2 separate regions of the Homo sapiens genome follow, and region 2 is linked to region 1. Evidence: chromatin contacts called from ENCODE Hi-C or POLR2A ChIA-PET data. All regions are on one chromosome and are shown on one strand. Each heading gives the region's core, a stretch centred on a gene start or an enhancer-like site at or near the end of the contact. The rest is flanking DNA. Distances are from core to core; before and after follow the strand shown. Region 1 holds the start of C2orf69 (chromosome 2 open reading frame 69). Region 2 holds the start of ORC2 (origin recognition complex subunit 2).

Region 1 (6,505 bases), core at 2,962-5,461:
AACTTATAATCATGGCAGAAGGGAAAGCAGCCACCTGCTTCACAAGGCAGCAGAAGTGAGAGAAGTGTGTGAAGGAAGAACTGTCAAACACTTATAAAACCATAAGATCTCGTGAGAACTCACTCACTATCACAAGAACACCATGGAGGAACCGCCCCTGTGATCCAATCACCTCCTTCCCTTGACATGTGGGGATTATAATTTGAGATGAGATTTAGGTGAGGACACAGAGCCAAACCATATCAGCTTGTTAATATTTTGTTAAGGATTTGCTGTATTTTGAATTGATTCAATTTTTTCTACCCTTTAACATTGAGTAAAGTACAATATATGCAAGTATTTTTAGCTAATTATTGCATTTGAGGATTCATTGAGTGGTAAAGATAATCTGTAAGGTCTTGACATGTAGTGATTTGCATTTTGAGGAAGTAGGTGTCTAATAAATTATATACCACAGGAACAGGGTACATGGTGTTGCTTAGCTGGTGAAACTAGCCAAAGAATAAGCTTTCAAATCCCCAAATGGCTCTATTCTCTAATTTTTATTTTATCAAGCACTTTGGGGGCCAAATTACATGCTAGAGTGGCATACCTCATATGAAGCCTGTTCCTCTCAAGGCCCAGTTTTGGCAAACAAGCTTATTAAAACACAAAAAAATACCTATTCAAAACCAAGAATAATTTTTTAAAACTAAAACTTTTCAATCTCTTAAAGAACATCAAATGGGATCCAATTAAAATCTCACAGAACTTCTCAAAATCATTTCCCCACTCCTCTCCCTCTCAACTGCTCACAGAAAGCCACATTTAAGGGCTTTTGCTGCTCGCCCACCCCCACCCCCCCGCTTTTTTTTTTTTTTTTTTAAAGACAGACTCTTACGGTGTTGCCCAGGATAGAGTTCAGTGGCTCAATTTTGGCTCACTGCAACCTCCGCCTCCCGGGTTCAAGTGATTCTCCTGCCTCAGCCTCCCGAGTAGCTGGGATTACAGGTGCCCACCACCATGTTTGGCTAATTTTTGTATTTTTAGTAGAGACAGGGTTTCACCATGTTGGCCAGGCTGGTCTCGAACTCCTGACCTCAAGTGATCCGCCTGCCTCGGCCTCCCAAAGTGCTGAGATTACAGGTGTGAGCCACTGTGCCCGGACTTTTTTGTCTTGTCTATTTTTTTCCCCCATCTCCTGCCTTCCTGTATCCACCCATTTCACCTTTCAGTAGAGAAGCTGCACATTTGTGGCCCCTAGGCCAAATATGGCCTATGTGTGCATTTAATTTAATACGGTGTTTTACAAGCAAATTTAATTAGTTGTCAACATTTACAAGTTGGCAAATGAAACATAAAAATCTGTATCTGATTTGTGTCGAGAAATCTCTTAACAAGTTTGAAGGTTTGGCAAAATGTTGCCTTCATTTTACAACTGGCTAGCAGTGAATAGTGACTGCCTTCTTCAAATATGACATCTCTCTAGTTTGCCAGTGTTTACATTCCCTATTGTTTATTTGTGGCCAATTTTACTATTTATAATATAGACCTGGCCCCTGTAGATATTGGAGTTTGTGCCTTTTAATGCTGTCCTTTCCATTGTAAATTAGCCTTTCTCAGATTCCTTCCAATTTTGCAACTTTTCTATTATATTGAATAGCATTAAAAAGGTCTGAGAGCTCAGCAGGATCCCTTGAGAACTCTCAAGAGTCCAGAGGTGAGCTATAGCCTTTTGGACACTATAAGCATTAATATAATCCCTGTGCAGAACCCTATCAGTTAGAGAAGAGAAAACTCACACAACTGATTAGAGTAACTTTGTATATGTAAGACCTCTTTCCGGGATGGAAAACCAGCTCTGAGAAAAGGGAGAATGCTTGGCCATCTGTGCCAGTGTTGTTAGAAAAGTAGTGATTTACAAAATCGGTCTCCTAGAAGACAGAGGGGATGGAGACAGAAAACAGGTATTACAGTAATATCAAGGGGACCTGTGAGAAGGAATTGCAACGGCAATGACTTGCCATAAATGACATACATACCTCAGCTAATCAATTGAGAGCTGTTACTTTCTCTGGAGGTGTCTCCTACAGGGCTGTACAAATCCCTTGACTGTAAGGAAACATTTGTGCTTACTTTAGTCTGTTTCTTTACTCTACTCTTTAAATTCTTACTTGTATTTCTCAAAGACCTTAATTATCTTAGCGATACTGAGACAACTTTGTGGCATTTAATATTTGCTACAATTTTCCTTATAAAACACATTCTCCACTCTCTTCAATAAGAATAGATTTCATTAAGGCAGGGCATGGTGGCTCCTGCCTGTAATCCCAGCACTTTGGGAGGCCGAGGCGGGTAGATCACCTGAAGTAAGGAGTTCGCAACCAGCATGGTCAACATGGAGAAACCCTGTCTCTATTAAAAAAATACAAAAATTAGCCGGGCGTGGTGGCACATGCCTGTGATCTCAGCTACTAGGGAGGCTGAGGCAAGTGAATCGCTTGAATCTGGGGGGCAGAGATTGCAGTGAGCCGAGATTGTGCCACTGCACTCCAGCCTGGGTGACAAAGCAAGATCTTGTCTTAAAAAAATAAACTTAAAAATAAAAATAGATTTCATTATAAGGTCAAGCTAAAAACAAGACCACAAATCAAAAGCTGCATTTGCAATTCATGTACATGTTTGGACTTTTAGATAACATTTCAGCAATCCTCTATCTAACAATGGAAAGTAACATGTTTGCAATTGGCAAAACAGAGTGACGTCAGGTTGCCTAAATGTCATTATATACTAATTATTGTATAACTAACCTCTACTTGTTTTTAACCAGTTATTTTAGAAAGCGGCAGATTTCCTTAGTAATTAATTGAATAATTTTTGATTGATAACAATATTTTGATGTCAGATGGAATGCAACAATTTAGACCAGAGTAGGTTAGCATACTAAGTCACCAAGTCTATACATATATATAAATCATATTTTATCATTTGCTCATTTATGTTCCTACTCCAAGCCATTTGTTATTATTTGCATATGTAGACCAAAGAAAACAGTATGTGTGCTTAAATACACATATATAAACTCCGAACAATTATATATAAAGTGCTTAGATTTCTGGCCTATAGTAAACCCTCAACAAATGTTGGCTGTAGTTTTTTGTAATTTTCATTAATTATTCTCTTTACAGTGCTTTGTCTCACAAGTACTTGGATCTCATCCTCGCTCGCACACATTTCCCTGTTTTGTTTGTTTTTGGTTTATTTTTTGAGACAGGGTCTGCTTCTGTTGCCCAGGCTGGAGTGCAGTGGTGGGATCACAACTCATTGCAGCATACAACTCCTGGGCTCAAGCGATCCAATCTCCCATCTCAGCCCTCCCAGTAGCTTGGACTATAGGCATGCACCACCACGCCCGGCTAATTAAAAAAAAAAATTTAGTAGAGACAAGGCCTCCCTATGTTGCCCAGGCTGGTTTCAAACTGCTGGACTCAAGTGATCCTCCGCCTCGGCCTCCCACAGTGCTGGGAGTACAGGCCTGAGCATACATTTCGCCAAATCTTATTCCTACTCAACTGGCCACAGATAGTTGCTGGACACACATGACTTTCCTACACTGTTTAGTTTTTGAAAACCTCCAAATAGCAAAACACCAAGTAAAGCGTACTGCCTCGCCCCGTTTTTTTCCTGTCCTAGATCATGTACCCTGTTCCCAAACAGAGATGAATTAGCTTCATATCTAACCACAAATTCTCCATGAGCACAGAGATCTTCGTATATCTATAATAATTGTACTCAGGAAACTCAAGGTATGAGGAGAGAGATTCCCTTCCTTCGGGGCTTGTAGGAGACTTCCCACGGAATCTTCTTTGGGAATGTCTCCCTTTTAAGCCCTGAAAGACCAGATAAATCTCAGGTGAACCTAGAGAAACAGGGAGCTTCGTATACTCAAAAGTCTATACATTACGTATTATTGAACGGCGACCTGCGGCCGCCCCTGCTGCTGCGCATGCTCCATAACTGCCGCTTGCTATAGCTGGGAGTACTGTATTATCTCTTTGCTCTTCGCCGGCTCTTCCCCAGACTTCTGTTCGAACTTCCCGGCCGCGGCAGAACCCACCAATCACAAACGCCCTTCCTCAAGCCACGCCCACCGTCTTCTCCGGGATCCCAAGACCGATTTCGCCCACACCCCTCCCTTCCTTTCCTTACGCACGCTGCGCGCGGACGTCGGCCTCTGACGTCGTCGCCTCAGCGCCGGCTCCCGGCCGGGCCGCGGCCGCCGACCGTTGAGCCGCCGGCTGAGCCGCCTGCTGAAGTCCCTCCCTCAGGAACCCCTCCGCCACCCTCCACCTCCGAACCGCTCTCGCGGCGGCGACCCATGTGGGGGTTCAGGCTCCTGCGGTCGCCGCCGTTGCTGCTCCTGCTGCCGCAGCTCGGAATCGGAAACGCCTCGTCCTGCTCTCAGGCCAGAACCATGAACCCGGGCGGCAGCGGCGGCGCGCGATGCTCCCTCTCGGCCGAGGTGCGCCGCCGTCAGTGCCTGCAGCTTTCCACCGTGCCTGGAGCCGATCCGCAGCGCAGCAACGAATTGCTCCTGTTGGCGGCGGCCGGGGAGGGACTGGAGCGGCAGGACCTCCCCGGGGACCCAGCGAAGGAGGAGCCGCAGCCGCCGCCCCAGCATCACGTCCTCTATTTCCCTGGGGATGTGCAGGTAACTCGGGGCCTGCCTGGGTATCTGTTCCTTCCTCTCGTGTATACGTACGCGGTCACTGATTCTTCCCTCGTGGCTGCTGCCTGGTTCCTTTCCTTGCCTGAACACACCCACACATTCACTGAGGGTGGCTCTTCCTCTACTCCACGAAATCCAAAACCGTGCCTTCCACGCCCTTGGCGCCCTTTGTCCATAGAACCCCATGGGGAAGGTGTCCGACGAGGGCTACGATCTCGAAAGAGCCAGCTGTCGGTCCAGGTTTCCAAGAGGCGGAATTTGAGACAGGGAGTGACACGCATCTTGTATATTTATTCTATAATTTGGTTTCTCAGAGGACCGTGTGTGTGTGTTGGGCAGGGGACAGAGCGATGGCTTTCAAATTAAGTTAGCACGTAGTGTTTAGAAAACGGTGGCAGTAATTAAAAACCAAACAAACATTACAAAGGTATGACATCCAGTAACCCTAAAAAAGAGTGGGGATGGGTGGAAGAAAAGGGACAATAATTATTAAGCATGTCAATGTTTTGATGCTCACCTCTTTTGTACTTTTGCTTTTGCATGTTATGTTTATTATTTTATAGCTGCAGGTAAATATCCGTGGTTATGTTGCCCTGAAAACTGGGTCTTAATCTAACGTTGCATTATCTAATATGGTAGCCATTAGCCATATATGGCTATCTGAATTAATTAAAATTAAATAAAACTAAAAATCCAGTTATTCATATTAGCTGCATTTCAAGTGCTCAGTAGCTACAGATGGCTTGCGTGTGCTGTATTGGACAGCACAGATATATAGCATTATCATAGAAAATAATCCATCATCATAGAAAGTTCTAGACAGGTAAAGCTAGACTATAGCTAGGTATGTTTCTCTTTTTTGTTTTTTTGAGACGGAGTCTTGCTTAGTTGCCCAGGCTGGAGTGCAGTGGCGCAGTCTCGACTCACTGCAACCTCCGCCTCCCGGGCTCAAGTGATTCTCGTGCCTCAGCCTCCCGAGTAGCTGGGATTACAGGCATGCGCTACCACACTGAGCTAATTTTTGTATTTTTAGTAGAGATGGGGTTCCACCATGTTGGACAGGCTGGTCTCGAACTTCTGACTTCAAGTGATCTGCCCACCTTGGCCTCTGAAAGTGCTGGGATTATAGGTGTGAGCCACCGCGCCCGGCCTACATGTGTTTCTTATACTATGAAACTACATTAGTTTATTTTCAAAATTGGTGCCTTAAAATGACATACTTAGAAACTGTGCTCTGAGTCAGATAATGATTAAGATATAGATATAGATATATAGATATAGATATAGATATTCTCTTTTTTTTTCCAGTTTTTATTAGCAGTCAACTAAACCAGTTATTTTGAGGGCAAAAGAAAATAATATATATTATTTTATATATATATTATATATAAAATTATATATATTATATATAATATATAATATATTATATATAATATATATTATAATATATATAATATATATTATATAAAATATATTCTATAGAATATATATTCTATTATATAATATATATTCTATTATAATATATATTATATATAATATATATTCTATTATAATATATATTATATATAATATATTCTATTATGATATATATTATATATAATAACATATATTATATATAATATATATTCTATTATATAAAATATATATTATATAAAATATATATTCTATTATATAAAATATATATTATATAAAATATATATTATATTATATAAAATATATATTATACTATATATAAAATATACTATATAATATATATAAAATATATATATATTTTTATAATATGTATTATTTTCTTTT
Region 2 (6,505 bases), core at 2,724-5,223, 1.1 Mb after region 1:
TTGTGCTAGACAGTTTTGAGTACTCCATATGTATTCTCATTTAATCTGCACAACTCTATGAGGTTCATACTTTGTGTATAAAGATAATAAATAGTGGGCTGGGTGCAGTGGCTCATGCCTATAATCTCAGTGCTTTGGGAGGCTGAGGCAGGGGGATCCCTTGAGGCCAGGAGTTGAAGACAAGCCTGGCAACAGTAAGGCCTGCCTCTACCAAAAAAAAAAAAAATTAGCTGGGCGTAGTGGCATGTGCCTATAGTCTACTCGGATTGGGCAACAGAGTGAGACTCTGTCTCTAATTTTTTTTTCTTTTTTTTTGAGACAGGGTCTGGGCTCTGTCACCTAGAGCAGTGGTATGATCTTGGCTCACCACAGCTCCAACCTCCTGGGCTCAGGTGATCTGCCCACCTCAGCCTCCCATACAGCTGGGACTACTAGCTTCTGCCACCACGTCCAGCTAACTTTTGTATTTTTTGTAGAAATGAGGTTTCACCATGTTGCCTAGGCTTGTCTCAAACCTTTGGGCTCAAGCGATCTACCCACCTCTACCTCCCAAACTGCTGGGATTACAGGAGTGAGCCACCACACCAGGTCAAAAAAATTTTTTTAAACAACAACGACAACAAAAAATTGTGGACTTGGCTGTGATATGAAGGAAAAATTTTAAAAATAAAAATAAAAAATAAAGATAATAAATACTTCATCTATAACTTATGACCATTGCTTGTAAAACATGTCCTCTTGGGCCATTTTTCTAGTCATAATACTGTTTCCTATTATGGGGAAACTGGGTGTATTAGAGAAAAAGTTTAACCCATTTATGTAATATTTGTATAAAATAAAGCAACAGGTTTTTTAAGGGGCTGTTTGTGAGGCACTGTATTAGGCACATTTATGTACACCAGCTCATTAAATCCTCAGATTCTCTGACTTAGGTATTTTGCATCTCTCTCTTTATATATATAATGTCCCCAACTTACAAATGAGTAAACTGAGGTCAACTCATTAAATATTAATAACTCATTGAATTATTAATGCAAATACACACAATTATAAATCTATTAGGGTTGAAATTCACTTCGGACTGATCCTAACTTCTTCTTTTTTTTTTCTAAGATGGAGTCTGGCTGTGTCCCAGGCTGGAGTGCAGAGGCTCAGTTTCAGCTCACTGCAACCTCCGCCTCCTGGGTTCAAGAGATCCTCCTGCCTCAGCCTCCCGAGTAGCTGGGACTACAGGTGTGCACCACCACACCCAGCTAATTTTTGCATTTTTAGTAGAGATGGGGTTTCACCATGTCGGCCAGGATGGTGTCGATCTCTTGAACTCGTGATTGGCCCACCTCAGCCTCCCAAAGTGTTGGGATTACAGGTGTAAGCCACTGCACCTGGCAGATTCCTAACTTCCTGACCACTCTATTACACCACATACCTCTCCTGCCATCAAATAAAAATGTTATCATAAATGCTTGGTTTTTTTGTTGTTTTGGGTTTTTTGTTTTTGTGGGGTTTGTTTTTTGAAACAGGGTCATTCAGCTCTGTCACCCAGGCTGGAGTGCAGTGGTGCGATCTCAGCTCACTGCAACATCTCACCTCAGCCTCCTGAACAGGTGGGACTACAGGCGTGCAATGCCAAGCCTTGCTAATTTTTGTATTTTTTTGTAGAGACGGGGTTTCCCCATGTTGCCCAGGCTGGCCTGAGCTCAAGCAATCTGCCCACCTCAGCCTCCCCAAGTGCTGGGACTGCAGGTGTGAACCACTGTGCTGGACGCTAAATGCTTGTTTTGACCTCTGAAAACCATTCATAATAGGTCTAATTATTTCTCTACATGTCAATTAGGGTTAGGGTATTCTATAGCAGGTAACTATAGAATGTCCAAACTGGAAAGTTTCTCTAACTTTCCAGTTCATTGGGTGAAACATCACTAGTTCTATCAAGCATACTTCAAAGAGCATGGCCAGAGTCAGCATAATCTACATTATTTTACTTAATTATACACTGCTGTGTACTACAAAGGATTTGAAGCAGTGACAATGAGCAAATGCAATAAAACAAATTATAATTTATAAATGCTAATAGGGAGTCTGCATCAGAAAAAATATAAAGGAAAGCAGAAAATAAAATCACACAATGAATTTTTGGCTCTGAGCTTCCTGGCAATCAAAGCAAAAAGCAAGTAAAGGTCGGTTACGTAATTCTTATTGGCAAAAGTTTAGTTGTTCTTGGGGATGTGGGGACAAGATTTTCTAGGAAAATTTAAAAACAAATATTCTAGGCAACTGAGTATTGTCCTAGGCAATTTCCCTATGGTATTCTACACAAGAATTGCCTGGAGAGAGGCAGCCTGAGACTTGTTTGTAGCCAAGTGCATTTATACAAACATTTCCTTTTCTAATTTTGGAGCATCTTATTAAATAGTACAAAATCACCAAATTAAAGAAAATGTCTACAAAGACCTCATGAGAAACGTTTCCTTCTTTGCTTTCCAACAGTTCCTGAAAAACAAACGAACAAAAAAACCTAACAATCACACAATAAAATGCAATATTTAGTGACCATTATGACCCCTCAAGGCACTGCCTTGGTGCTTATAGGCCAACCCCTTTCAAGGAGTTACTTCAAGGCAATTCTGCAGCACCAAGTGTTAGCATTGCACCAAGTGGTAGCAACACACTCTCCTTTGAAAACAAATAAAAGATTTGCTGTAATTTTTAAAAACATAATCCTTTGAAAAAGAAGGTTGGATAGATTAGTGGTTAAACACCAATTTTAATATTGGAGAAACCTGAGTTCCAATCTCCACTCCATACTTTATAACTGTGTGACTTTGTCCAAAGTCCTGACGATTAAATGAAATGATGTGCCTGATATATAAAAGAGCATCACTGAATGCTCCCAATTATCGGTATTTTTACTTTAACCTTTTTCTTTTTTAGCTCCTTACTGCAGTGCACTGAGATATTTTTACTTTAAACTTCAACTTAACCATGCAGATCTCTTGTACATCTCTAACTCATTCAACATCTAACAGAAAAACTGCTCAATAAGTGATGATGTCCGTTTAACGTGCAGTGCCCTTATATAACGGTGTAGGGCCGTGCTATTTTTCTTCAGATTGCAATTTAACTGCGGGAAAGTGTAATGATTCTATTAGGATTTCAATTGTAAAATGAAAAGTAACGTCTCAACATCTTTTTAATTAAAAAGCTCTACCAAAAGAGCCTGGCTTATCAACATTTTACAGCCAAGCATGGCTCCAAGGTGACCGATCAGTTAGCTGGCAGGACACATTGGTGCCTCCAGGCTGGGATGACATCAAAGGTTCTAGCTACAGTGGTTCTGGGACGCGATCTCTTCCTCTTCATACCTCACAGGGCACTTTACCACTGTCGTTACACATCTTCACAGTTCTCCTTTTCCAACCAGAGGGCTTCGTAAGCTGGGAATCAGGTAGGTTAGTATCAGGCGTCCCTTGCACAAAAGGCCTATAACTGCGGGGCAGACTAACGAAAGGTCCTCCCAGAGTGAGCCTCTCACCTCAAGTCTTAAAGGACTTTGGCCTGCGCCTCCAGCCTCTGGCCAGTTGGCTGCGCTCCACCAGTAAGGGTTCTCGAGCCCCCGGGCAGCCTGCGGGGGGCAGCGAGGCGCAAAGACCATGCCCCAAGTGCCGAGGGAAAGTCCTGAGATGCGCGACTTGGGACGCTAGGGGCCAAGCTCCGACGCGGGGCTGGGTGCACCTGGACGCACCTCACACGCCGCGAGCTAAGCAGAAAAGGGAGGCAGGCTGCCCCGACACCCCACTACTCACCGCTAGGTTTCCGTCTGGCGCCGATCCGGCTGCGTCACGCCGGCCGAACGACACCCCGCTGAGTCGCCGCCGCAGGGAAGGTACCTTCGGCCCCAACGGGAAAAGCCAATTTCCAGTAATTCGCGCCCGACCACCGGGGAGGTAAGGAGCACCGGAGGCCAGCTGGGGGATGGGAAGCCTGCGTGCGGCACACCGAATCTCCCGCCCTGTTCAGGGGGCGGTGCCCGAGGAAGCCAATAGGAAGAGGAGTCGGCCAAGAGCGACGGCTCTGCCGTCCAGTCGGCGCCGGCCATTCGGCCCCGCCCATCAGGAAACCTGAGGAAAACGGATTCTTGGGCCCTGAGTTGTGGGCCTTACCTTTCCTTTCTTCTTTCCGTTTCCGGGGAAGGGAAAAGGAAGTGTTGTTTGGATCTGAGGAAGTTTGCACAGTAGCTGGCTGAGTGGTAGCTGTTTGTCTTGTAGCAATCTTTAAAAAGTGTTCTTTGGGGTCGGGCGCAGTGTCTCACGCCTCTAATCCCAGCACCTTGGGAGGCCGAGGCGGGCGAATCACCTGAGGTCGGGAGCTCGAGACCAGTCTGACCGACATGGAGAAACCCCGTCTCTCCTAAAAATACAAAATTAGCCGGGCGTGGTGGCGCATGCCTGTAATACTAGCTACTCGGGAGGCTGAGGCAGGAGAAACGCTTGAACCCGGGAGGCGGACGTTGCAGTGAGCCGAGATCGAGCCATTGCATTCCAGCCTGGGCAACAAGAGCGAAACTCCGTCTCAAAAAAAAAAAAAAAAAAAAAAAAAAGTGTTCATTGGTTTCCCAGCTACCTTTTGAAGAAAAAGGTAATGGAAATTGATTCGCATTTCTTTTTTAAAGATTTTCTTCATTTGGCGTGAAAGGTAGGATCTTGTACATCTCCAGGGTTTGGGGTAGGGAGAAGAAGAGACGTTAGGAGAAGCACTGAATATGGAGATGGGATCGGACGGCTAGTGGGATGAAGAGGCTGGGGAAATAGAATGAATAGACAGAGAAAATGATTGACTTCAACTATCCAAAATATAAAAAAGACAAGACAGAGAAAATGAGGAAGAAAAGGAATGAACCTGGATGGGATCCATACAGTATTAAGAACAGGGTATTGTTTCATTTGGATTCACTTACTCAAAACAAAACTACAGAGTACTCTGCGAACAGAAGATAAGTATTCATTATCGAGCGAGACAACTACGATCTCTGCATTCACTGTAGTTACCTAGCACGTGAAGATATTGAACGGACAATATTGAGAAAAATACCATGATATGGGAAGTGCATTGGAGCACATGGTAGGAGTAGCTAATTAAAAGCCCAGAAGGAGTCAGGAACAATTTTCTAGGAGGAAGAGATGTTTAAACTGAAACCCCTGTGTTGAATAGATTTAAAACAGGCCAAGAGGGGTAAAATTTTCCAGGTAGAAGGTCCAAATCCGTGTAACAGCTGTGTAAAATGCCAAGCATTGGGTCTGTTATTATGAAGGGCTTAGTTGGCCCTTAGGGCACTGGTCAGATTTGTATTGAAAGATCTTTGGATAAAGGAGGTAGGATTGGGAGGGAAGATATAGAGTCACAAGATTTGGGAGCTGTTTAGGAAATCCAGTTGAGAAAGAAATGATCATAGCCTTGATACCTCATTATTCCATTTTGGCTAGGTGGAGTTAAGAAAATGGAAGAGAAAGGCAATTTTTTGTGCATTATAAATAAGAATTTGGGGAGTGACTAGAGACAGAAGATAAAGAGAACATAGCTCAACAGTTAACAATGATGTGTTTGAAGAGTGTTTAAAAATGTGAAGATGACTAGCCCAGCACACACACCTGTAATCCCAGCTACTTGTGAGGCTGAGAAAAGGAAGATTGTTTGCATCCCAGAGTTCCAGGATGCAGTGAGCAGTGATCTCACTTGTGAATAGCCACTGCACTCCAGCCTGGGCAACACATCGAGACCCCATTTCTTAAAAAAGAAAAGAAATTTGAAAAAAAGATGAAGATCTAGGAATGTTGAATAGATATGTTCAACTTATGTGTGTTTTTTATATATATAATTTTTTTTTTTTGAGATGCAGTCTCCCTCTGCCGCCCAGGCTGGAGTGCAGTGGCAACATTACTGTTCACTGCAGCCTCGACTATCTGCTCTCAACCAAACCTCCCACCTCAGCTTCCTGAGTAGCTGTGACTGCAGGCGCACACCACCATACCCGGCTAATTTTTGTATTTTTTGTAGAGTGGGGGTTTCACCATATTGCTCTGGCTGGTCTCCAACTCCAGAGCTCAAGTGATCCACTCATCTCGGCCTCCAAAAGTGTTGGGATTACAGGTGTGAGCCACTGCACCTGGCTGTTTTTTTATATTTCTATGATGTCAGTAAACTCCCCTTCATTCCTCTCCTTCTCACATCTTGAAAAAAGGCTTCTACAGACCACAGAGGCCTTGGTGTGAGTGGTGGGTTTGGATGTAGTTTTTATGGTATATGTGTGGAAAATAGAGGGAAGGAGCTGAGTTTTGCTTTTAGGTTGACACTAAGATAAAAACAAAGAGCCATACCTTCAGAATGGAGACACAGGATTTAGGAGCAGCAGGAAGCTGAAGTCAGAGGGGACCATAAAATGGCAACTCCCCATGTATTCACGGAAATTTTGCGCAGGGCAAGTAGACTGTTCCAAAGGGGGAAATAGAAG

What was found. Hi-C counts contacts between places; a loop is a spot of excess contacts on that map. ChIA-PET counts read pairs that join two places held with the same protein, here RNA polymerase II (POLR2A). Pooled maps may share reads with other maps.
Region 2: a loop to region 1 is called in a map of naive thymus-derived CD4-positive, alpha-beta T cell, with 20 times the contacts of the local background. The contact joins the promoter of ORC2 here to the promoter of C2orf69 in region 1. A Hi-C loop is called at or near these places in 1 of 168 maps with a recorded cell type or tissue (naive thymus-derived CD4-positive, alpha-beta T cell) and 6 of 50 pooled maps. POLR2A ChIA-PET finds 5 or more read pairs at or near these places in 2 of 52 experiments (Caco-2 and H1).

What each region holds. Positions count from the first base shown.
Region 1 is chr2:199,907,082-199,913,586 of GRCh38, forward strand. C2orf69 (chromosome 2 open reading frame 69) reads left to right here and starts at 4,212. Exons shown (of 2, transcript NM_153689.6): 1 at 4,212-4,690. The coding sequence starts at 4,358. LOC101927687 (a long non-coding RNA gene) reads right to left here and starts at 4,065. Exons shown (of 4, transcript XR_923766.4): 1 at 3,944-4,065; 2 at 2,022-2,091. RefSeq lists an enhancer at 4,344-4,533.
Region 2 is chr2:200,959,687-200,966,191 of GRCh38, forward strand. It overlaps ORC2 (origin recognition complex subunit 2), which reads right to left and starts at 3,974. Exons shown (of 18, transcript NM_006190.5): 1 at 3,804-3,974. It overlaps LOC105373835 (a long non-coding RNA gene), which reads left to right and starts at 3,746. Exons shown (of 3, transcript NR_187976.1): 1 at 3,746-3,944. RefSeq lists an enhancer at 3,207-3,276 and a silencer at 3,985-4,383.